3 separate regions of the Homo sapiens genome follow, and all the other regions are linked to region 3. The links are chromatin contacts, found by Hi-C or POLR2A ChIA-PET in ENCODE. All regions are on one chromosome and are shown on one strand. Each heading gives the region's core, a stretch centred on a gene start or an enhancer-like site at or near the end of the contact. The rest is flanking DNA. Distances are from core to core; before and after follow the strand shown.

What was found. Hi-C counts contacts between places; a loop is a spot of excess contacts on that map. ChIA-PET counts read pairs that join two places held with the same protein, here RNA polymerase II (POLR2A). Pooled maps may share reads with other maps.
Region 1: a pooled map shows a loop between it and region 3 (4-fold over the local background). The contact joins the promoter of RGL2 here to the promoter of UQCC2 in region 3. A Hi-C loop is called at or near these places in 4 of 50 pooled maps. POLR2A ChIA-PET finds 5 or more read pairs at or near these places in 4 of 52 experiments (HCT116, activated CD4-positive, alpha-beta T cell, activated T-cell and 1 more).
Region 2: a loop to region 3 is called in a pooled map, with 6 times the contacts of the local background. The contact joins the promoter of HCG25 here to the promoter of UQCC2 in region 3. A Hi-C loop is called at or near these places in 6 of 50 pooled maps. POLR2A ChIA-PET finds 5 or more read pairs at or near these places in 2 of 52 experiments (GM10248 and HEK293T).

The regions. Positions count from the first base shown.
Region 1 is chr6:33,297,460-33,300,305 of GRCh38, forward strand. It overlaps RGL2 (ral guanine nucleotide dissociation stimulator like 2), which reads right to left and starts at 1,483. Exons shown (of 18, transcript NM_004761.5): 1 at 1,411-1,483; 2 at 996-1,192. The coding sequence starts at 1,151. TAPBP (TAP binding protein) reads right to left here. Exons shown (of 8, transcript NM_003190.5): 8 at 2,235-2,846. RefSeq lists enhancers at 1-361, 448-948, 2,651-2,846 and a silencer at 1,716-1,894.
Region 2 is chr6:33,248,189-33,250,888 of GRCh38, forward strand. It overlaps HCG25 (HLA complex group 25), which reads left to right and starts at 1,348. Exons shown (of 5, transcript NR_044997.1): 1 at 1,348-1,467; 2 at 1,602-1,701; 3 at 2,428-2,523. VPS52 (VPS52 subunit of GARP complex) reads right to left here. Exons shown (of 20, transcript NM_022553.6): 20 at 2,090-2,700. The coding sequence ends at 2,653.
Region 3 is chr6:33,710,434-33,713,133 of GRCh38, forward strand. UQCC2 (ubiquinol-cytochrome c reductase complex assembly factor 2) reads right to left here and starts at 1,267. Exons shown (of 4, transcript NM_032340.4): 1 at 1,116-1,267. The coding sequence starts at 1,253. LOC124901304 (a long non-coding RNA gene) reads right to left here and starts at 1,016. Exons shown (of 3, transcript XR_007059548.1): 1 at 875-1,016; 2 at 262-418. RefSeq lists enhancers at 1-760, 787-836.

The DNA of each region.
Region 1 (2,846 bases), core at 233-2,732, 410 kb before region 3:
GGGAAGCGAGAGGCAGCAAGCCAGAGGCAGCGACTAGGGGTAGCTGAAACCTCAGTCCAGGCACTGCCGCATGCCCCGCCCCTCCCGGCCAAGGACTATACCAGCCCAGAGAATTAGTCTTTTTCAGGACCCCTTTCACCCTGGTCCCTCGGGTAGCGCCTCCACTATCTCAGCCCTAAGGGACCCCCGAAGGTAGCAGCTCCAATCCCAGTACAGGAAGGAAAAGGGGAAGTGGGATGATAGGGGGTTGGGGGCGGTAGACTCAGAGAGTCACGTGGCCCCAGCCCCTCCCCCGACCGATCCCGAAAAACCAGCCCTGCCAGTCAACCTGCCCTCACCTAGGATCTGGACCTAGGAGTTTAGGGCCTCGGGGCCCCAAATCCAAATTCTGGCCCCTCCTGAGGCCCGAAATCCTGCTCCTGGCCACCACCATTAATCCCTAATGAAAACAGATGACCACTCTCTACCCACCCTAGGATCTTTCCTCCAGGTCCCAGAACCGTGGCTTCCCGGCCTCTACCCAGGACCGGGGCGGGGCGGGGGGGCGGGGGGAAGGGGGAGAGAGGGAAGGAGGGGTCACGAAATCTGAGGGTTCCCTCCCCAATCCCAGAGTCAGAGGAGCTGGTTACTGTGGAAACAAACCCCTCCCCGCCAAACAAAAACAAGGAGGGAGACAGGGACCAAGACACGACTGCTCAGAGAGGTAGGCACACTCAGGCAGGCAGAGGTGGAGGGCCAAAGACCCGCAGGGACAGGACAGCCAGCCAGAAGTTCCAGGCAGGAACAGGGCAGGTTCCTGCGGGCAGGTCCTGAGTCACACTGACAGAGAACCACGGAGACGCCAGGACTCCCCGCAGCAGAGAAACGGGCCGACACCCAGGGAGGCGCGAGAATAACTGAGGCAAGGAGGAGGAGATGTAGGGACCCAGAGACAAGAGAAAAGTGGAGACTTCAGAAATACATACGCCCCCTACCTCCCACCACCCGCGTCTCACCTCTTCTTCTTCCTCCTCCTCTTCCTCCTGCCCCCCGCCCACGACCAGGCCACCTGGGCCCCCACCCTCTTCGGGGTCCCGGCTTCGGAAGCTGCTCAGTACGACTCCCCCGGGGGGGCTCGTGTCCAAAAGCAGCCGCAGGGGCCGCGGGAGCATGGCCGAGTGAAGGAATCAGCGGGGTCGGGCCATGGGGGCGCCTGGGGAGAGACGGGGTGGGGTGGGGGTGGAGAGTCAGGCAGGCGCGGGGGAACCGGGCAGGGAAGGGACGTGGGTGGGTGTCAAGAAGACCGGAAGGGAGTTCTGCAGGAAGGTTGGGGGAGGGGGCAACAGAAGGGTGGAATAGGGGGGCCCTTGGTGCTGTTGGGGAAGGAGGAGGTCACGAGTACGGGGACGCGCAGGGTGCTCAGGCTCTGACCTGCTCGGGAGGGGTGGGGGCAGCGTGGGTCCTGAGCCGCTGTTGCCGTCGGTCTCCGGCCCCGGACCGAGTCCCCTCCCCGGCTTTTCCGTACCCCCTTGAACCCCCCCGCCGGGCTCCTGGGCCCTCCCGCCCTTTCCGCTCCCCCCCGCGTCCGCCCGCTCCGAGAGCAGGAGCCAAAAGGGGAAGGAAGTGAGGACAGGAGCCAGGGCCGCGGACTAGGGGAGCGCTGGACGCTCAGGGACCAGGACCCAGGCGCCCGAGTCCCCAGCTCCACTGTCCTCCGCCTCTACACTCGGGGATTCTGGAGACCACGTCGACCCGCAATGAACTGGAATAAAGATTCCAGTCTCCAGCCCCTGGGGGAAGGCAGGAGCAGAATTTGACATTCCCTTCCCCAACAATAACACGGCTAAAACTCCCGCGGGAAGCGTTTCAGGCGGAGAGAGAGCCGGTCACTCCATCCCCACGGGATTACCCTCCCTACCACAACCCACGAATGTAGCTGACCGAAATCCCGGCCGGGTTTTCCGAAGGGCCCTCGATTCCCGCCCCCTCGGCAGGGGGCGGGGCAGGAAGCAGCCACATCCGGTTCCAGATTCGGCTCTCAGAGGCTTCCGGCGCCGAGACCGAGATCCCCGTCGGCTCGGTGTATCCTCGCTGGTGGAGTACCCTCTGCTTGAGCGCATCTCATGCGCCAGTAGTGGCGCCCGCCCCGAACGGTGTCGACGGGGCGTTCTCTGAGCGGTTCAGGGTCACTGGAAGGGACCAGAGGTGATTGGAATATTCATTGAGCTTGGAAAGGGGTTGGAATGAGAGAACCGTTTGGAAGCACTGGAATACAGCTTTATTCCTACACGATTAGACCCGTTACCCCGTGGGTCTGGCCGACCGTCCTGACTCGGAGATCCCTGAGCTGCGCCGCCGCTTCCTTCGTCAACATCCAGCAGCTACTTGATGAGCGCCCTCCAGTGGGCCTTAGGTCCCTATGCCGGCGCGGGGTTACAGCAGTGGACAGACAGGCCAGTCCCTGTCCTCGAGGAGCCCATGATCCGCGGGGAGACAGGCATTTAACGACGACTCACACGATCACTTAAATACAACTGTGGTGAACCGCACAAGAGGGACGCGCGGCGGTCTGCGGGGAATGACGAGGCCGACCTCGTCTGCGACCCAGGGAGGGCAAGGGTGGACCAGGCAAAGGGAACAGAGGACTGGGACCTGGAGGTGGGCGGGAGGCGTTTGGTTCATTGGAGGAAAGGAATAGCCCTGTGTGTGATGAGCATTGAGAGGAGGTCTGGCGAGCACCATCTAGGGCTGAAGAACTAGGCAGTGGCTCCAGCGCGGGGCGGTGGGGGGGACAAGTGAGCCAGGGCAAGAAGAATGGATTTGGCCCTAGAGTACGGGTTCTCCAAATGTAACCTCGGCCCTACAGA
Region 2 (2,700 bases), core at 98-2,597, 460 kb before region 3:
GTGAGGCCCCTGTGTCCGTCATCAGCAAAACAAGTGAGGGAGAAGTTTGAGGAGTGATGACCCTAGCAGTTATGGGTTTAAGCCTGGGAATCTTAAGCCACAGAGCAGAGGATTTGGGGGCTGAAGAAAAAGACCCTCCGCAGCTTCAGCGCGAAGAGGGCGGCGGGGACCGGGGTGGTGGGGGTGGAACCTCGCCGCCTTCCGAAGCAGGAGTAAGCTGCAGAGGCTGCGCGGGGGTTTGAGCGGAGCGAGAACAGCTCCTTCCCTTGATCATGCTGCCCTCCGGAGGTCAGTTTAGGTATCGCCGCTCCCTTTCACGCTGTTTTGTCTCTTCACCGTCTGTTCTGGATCATCCTGTCCAGAGAGACCGTTGGGTCAGAGGGTTCCTGTGGACCCCTGGGGCGAGCTTAATGTCCCCGAAAACTGCGTGCTCCAGTATCACTTGAATGCCCACCGGGTTCCGGAATCACGAGTCTCCAGAGCTGTCCCTTCGCCCCACGGCTCACATTCCAGGTCTGCCCCTCAGTGACTTCTGCAACAACACGCGCTTCTCGATCAGCTCTGAGGATTTGGGTTCTGCGACGGACAGGGGAAGGAAAGAAGGAAGGCTGTGAAGAACCGTGGTGCCTGCCTGCACAGCCCTCCTCGCGTGCGAGCATTAGTTGGCTAAAGTCGCCTGTCTCGACAGTCTCCCCTGCGGGGTATCTGGGGACCCTTTCTTTGGGAATCCACGCTCTTTGTCAGAGTAGCCAATGCCTCTCCTGTCCAAAATCTCATACCCTTGGCCCTTCTCCCGTCCTCGCGCTGAGGCTGGAGTCAGGTCAAATGTCAGAACATCTGGATGTCCCAAGAGTGACACCTGGGAGTGGGTGGGCAAGAAACCAGTAGCGGGAAGGGAAAGTGGAGGAGCAGAGGATTCCCGGGGCCGGCGTCTGGGGTGAGCTCGCGGCCCCTCAGAGCCTGGCACATCGCCGCCTGGCATCCGGCAGGCGTGAGGGAACGCATAGCGCAGCGAGTCAGGCGGGGTAAACCCGGAGCAACGCGGAGGCGGTGATCTGGGCAAGGGCGAGGTCAGTTAAGGACGCAGTTCTGGCCCCGCCCTCAAGGCACGCCTGGCCAATCAGGAATCGCTGATTCACCAAGCCTCTCCTCCTGCGCTCGCCCTCTTCTGCACTTCGGTCTCAGGCGCAAACACGTTCAAAGTCGCTAGGCCAAAGCGCTGAGATACGGTTTCCCAAGCCAATTAGAGAGCGGCTCTCGGATATGGGGCGGAACCCTGAAAAGGCGAGAGCTGAGATGCCGCTCCGTTCTGCCTTACCACGCCGCCCCCCAGCGTCCGCCAATTAGGAGAGCCCGGAGCCGGATCCACTCTCAGCCTCAGGAAGCAGCAGCCTCCGCTCCGCGGCGGGTGTGCTCGGCAGTCACAGACCCACTCAGGACACCTCCCGTTGCCGACGGGCTAGACCTGCATCCGAAGGGCCTAAGCGGGGAGGAACCGCTTTCCACCACTCTCCAGGGACCTGGGGAGGGAATGTTTAGGCCGTAGGGGTGGAGGACACAGGAAACGTAACATTTTTCCTTAACTGCGCCTCTCTTCTTAGGCCTTAAAGGGGTCCCCGTGTCTCTCCAGTCTAGAGCCTAAGTTCAAACGAGGCGTATAGGCGAGGACAGCAGGAAGGCTCCAAGTCAAACAAACGGATGGTACGAATTTCGCCTGGTCTAGCCCTGCCCCAACGGTGTGGGTGTGGGTTGGGTGCTGCAGCCCCCGAGCAAGGGGCTGTCACAGCCACAACCAGAGGAGCTATGGAGCTGCTACGGAGGAGGGATTCCAGAGTCAGCTTGGGCTTGTCCCAAGGGAGCCCTTGGGACAGTGTCTGGGGCTGCGCGGCCTGGTTCTCATCCCTTGCAGCATCTGCTATTTTAGCCAGGGGCCACCTTCCTCCAATGGCCTGGGAGTAGCTAGAGGTTAGAGGTTACACCCACCAGAAGGGATGTAAGCCCAGGAAGTAGTCAGAAAGGAAAGGTCATTCTAGAGATGGGGCCACCTGAAAAACCTTCAGGAGGAAGGAGAAAGGAAATGGGATAAGTGTCATGTCATACTAAATATTTATTTTCTGCAGACTGACTTCGGAGTAATTCTTGAGCCAGGAGGGGAGAGGTTAGTGTTCAAATTGCTGAGATCTTAGGTCAAAAAGCTACAGAAAAGAAATCACTTTGAAAAACACAATGACTCAGAGGCAGTCACCCCTTGCCAGCAATTCCAAGAGCTGAGGAGGCTTCATGCCTCAGGACATGGTGACTAGTTGAGTGAACCAGAGATTGAGGCAGTGGTTTTTACAGGGGAAGAAACAAGCCTTGGGTGTATGGGAGCAGGAAAGGAGGGTGACAGACTGGAGAAATGATAAAGGCCATTTTGGAAGCCCACAGGGAAGTGGTCTTGGGAAACCTGAAGACACTGGGATATTCAGAAGGCCAAGGGGATCCAGCTTATCCTGTTGGGCAAGGTGCTGGGAGTGAAGGCAGGTAAGCCATGTCAAGGGCCTGGGAAGCAAGGGGAAAACTGGAAGGGGTACCCCAGGTGAAGAAGGGTATGGAATGGGGTGCAGAAGTCCATGGAGATGACCGGCAGATCTCAGGGCGGTTTCTGGCACATCAGAAGTTGGGCTTATGCTTCTTGAGCTCCACCATAAGGTGGTGAAT
Region 3 (2,700 bases), core at 17-2,516:
CAAACTCCACCTTACTTACTACCCTGCAGCCATTCTGGCTTTCTTTCTGTCCTCAAACATGTCAATCTGCCTCCTGCCTCTGGACATGTGCAGTGTCTGGAATGTCCTTCCCGCCAAGTGTACATGGCTGGCTCATCCTCTTGCCTTAGGTCTCACCTATGTGTCATCTCCTCAGAAAGGCCCCACTAATAACATTACCCTTTTATCACGCTACCCTATTTTCTATCGATCACAGTACTTATCTGTCTTACGTACACTTACCTGCTTATTGTGTCCTGAACTACAATGTAAAACTTCATGCGGGCAGGACTTCACCTGTTTAACACTGCTGTTTCCCTAGCACCGTTCCAGGCATATGGTAGGTGCTCAATAAATACGAGCTATATGAATGAATGAATCCCAGAGCTGCAGCGCCAACCTGGAGGAAAGCAAGAACATAGGCCTACTACTCACACACAGCTGCGTGAGCTGAGGACCCAAACCTGCTGCACAGGCTTACAGGGGCTCAGGAAGAACGCAAACGCTTAGCGGGGACCTGCAGAGTTAACTGGGGATTAGCTCAGTCAATACACAACACTGCGAAATAATGAGGTAATGCTACCGTGACAAGGAAGCAAAAAGCTGAGGCTGTCACCAGCTGCCACTGGTGGTGTGGGTCTCAACTCTCTCTGCACCTTGAATCACCTGGAGAGCTTTTAAAACTCTGAGGTCAAGACCCCACCCCTAGAGATTCTGCATTTGAAGTTTTTGTTTGTTTTTTGATTTGTAGAGACGGAGTCCCACTATGTTGCCCAGGAGGTCATCCTGGGCTCAAGCGATCCTCCCGCCTCGGCCTCTCAAAGAGTGCTGGAATTATAGGTGTGAACCGCCGCACCCGGCCCATCTGGAGTTTAAAAAAAGCTTCTTCGGCAATTCCAAGGTGCAGCCGGGGGAGAGCGCTGAATACAACGGGCGTCGCTATCAGTAGCTCCCTGGGGGAAAAAGGGGGTCCGCGCTCACGTGCTGCCTGGAAAGAGGGCGCGCGCATGCGCAGATCCCCCTGCTAGCGCGCTCGTTGGCCCCGCCCCTGCCTCGTCCTTTCCTCCCCTCGTCCCAGCCGCCTCCCCGCCGGTCACCTGGGTATTCTCTCCCTCCCGAAAGGCCTGTGCTACCCGCTGTCGCAGGTAAGCGCCCAAGTCCCGGCCCCGTTTGGTCTCGTCCACTGGCCATTCCTCACAGAGCTTAAGAAAACGCCGGTACCGGCTGGCCGCCATCTTGGGCCCCGCGTGTTCCCGCCTTAGCGGGAGGAGTCGGCGCCGACGAATGGCGCTTGCGCACTAAGCCTCGCCGCCTGCCTTAGGAGTGGAGCGGGAGGCCGGAGTGGGCATGCGCGACTTTGTAGGCGCACCGCTACTCTCCGTGTAGGGGCGCTGCTCGCCTTTCTCTGCAAGCCGAGCTAATTCAGTCTTCGTCCTCCTGGAACCGGCCCAGCTCCCAGGGGCAAGGCGGACGTGGAGTACCCCAGAGACAGCTTTGCGTCTCTTTTTCAATGACTGCACAAGCTTGAGACTAAAAAACCCTCCCCCGAGGCCTCCGCTGTTTTGCATAAACCAATATATTTGCATGTAAATACAGGTTACTGGATGAAAATATGTTTGAACGTTGTTCGTGGGTGCCCCCGTACCTGTCACTATCCCTTGGTACTCGGCCTCAATTCCTTCTTTAGTGCTTCCTAGTTCTTGTTCTTCTCTGCCCAGTCCCTGTTAGTATCCCTTCTGTTCCCCCCTTCCTACCCCTCATAAGCCAGACATTTTTCTCTGGGAGGCGCAGGTTTTCTAGCATGAGCAATGCCAACTGTGTTGATTCAGACTAGAAAAACTTTTTTTTTCTTTACAATTTATTATTTTGTATTGTGGTAAAATACACATAACAAAATTTACTATCTTAACCATTTTTTTTAGACAAGGTCTTGCTATGTGGCCCATGCTGGTCTCAAACTCCTGGGCTCAAGTGATCCTCCCACCTTGGCCTCCCAAAGTGCTGGGATTACAGGTGTGAGCCACCACACCTGGCCTTAACCTTTTATTTATTTATTTATTTATTTTGAGATGGAGTCTTGCTCTGTGGCTCTGTCGCCCAGGCTGGTGTTCAGTGAATGGCGCAACCTCCGCCTCCCGGGTTCAAGTGATTCTCCTGCCTCAGCCTCCCAAGTAGCTGGGACTACAGGCGCCCGCCATCATGCCTGGCTATGTTTTGTATTTTTAGTAGGGACAGGGTTTTACCATGTTGGCCAGGCTGATCTCGAACTCCTGACCTCAGGCGATCCACCTGCCTCGGCCTCCCAAAATGCTGGGATTACAGGCGTGAGCCACGGTGCCCAGCCAGCCATTTTTAAGTGTACAGTTCATGGGTATGAAATAGCACTGAATAATGTTGTGCAGCCATCGCACCATCTCCGTAACTCTTGTAAAACTGAAACTCCATACTCATTAAACAATAAATCCCCATTTCCCCCTCTCCCCCCAGCCCCTGGCAACGACCATTCTATTTTGTCTGTATGATTTTGACTACTCTAGGTACCTCATGTAAGTGGAATCCTGCAGTATTTTTGCAACTGGCTTATTTTGCTTAGCATAATATTTTCACTTCAAGGTTCATTCATTTTGTAGCATATGTCAGAATTTCCTTCCTTTTTAAGGCTGAGTAATATTCCGTTGCATG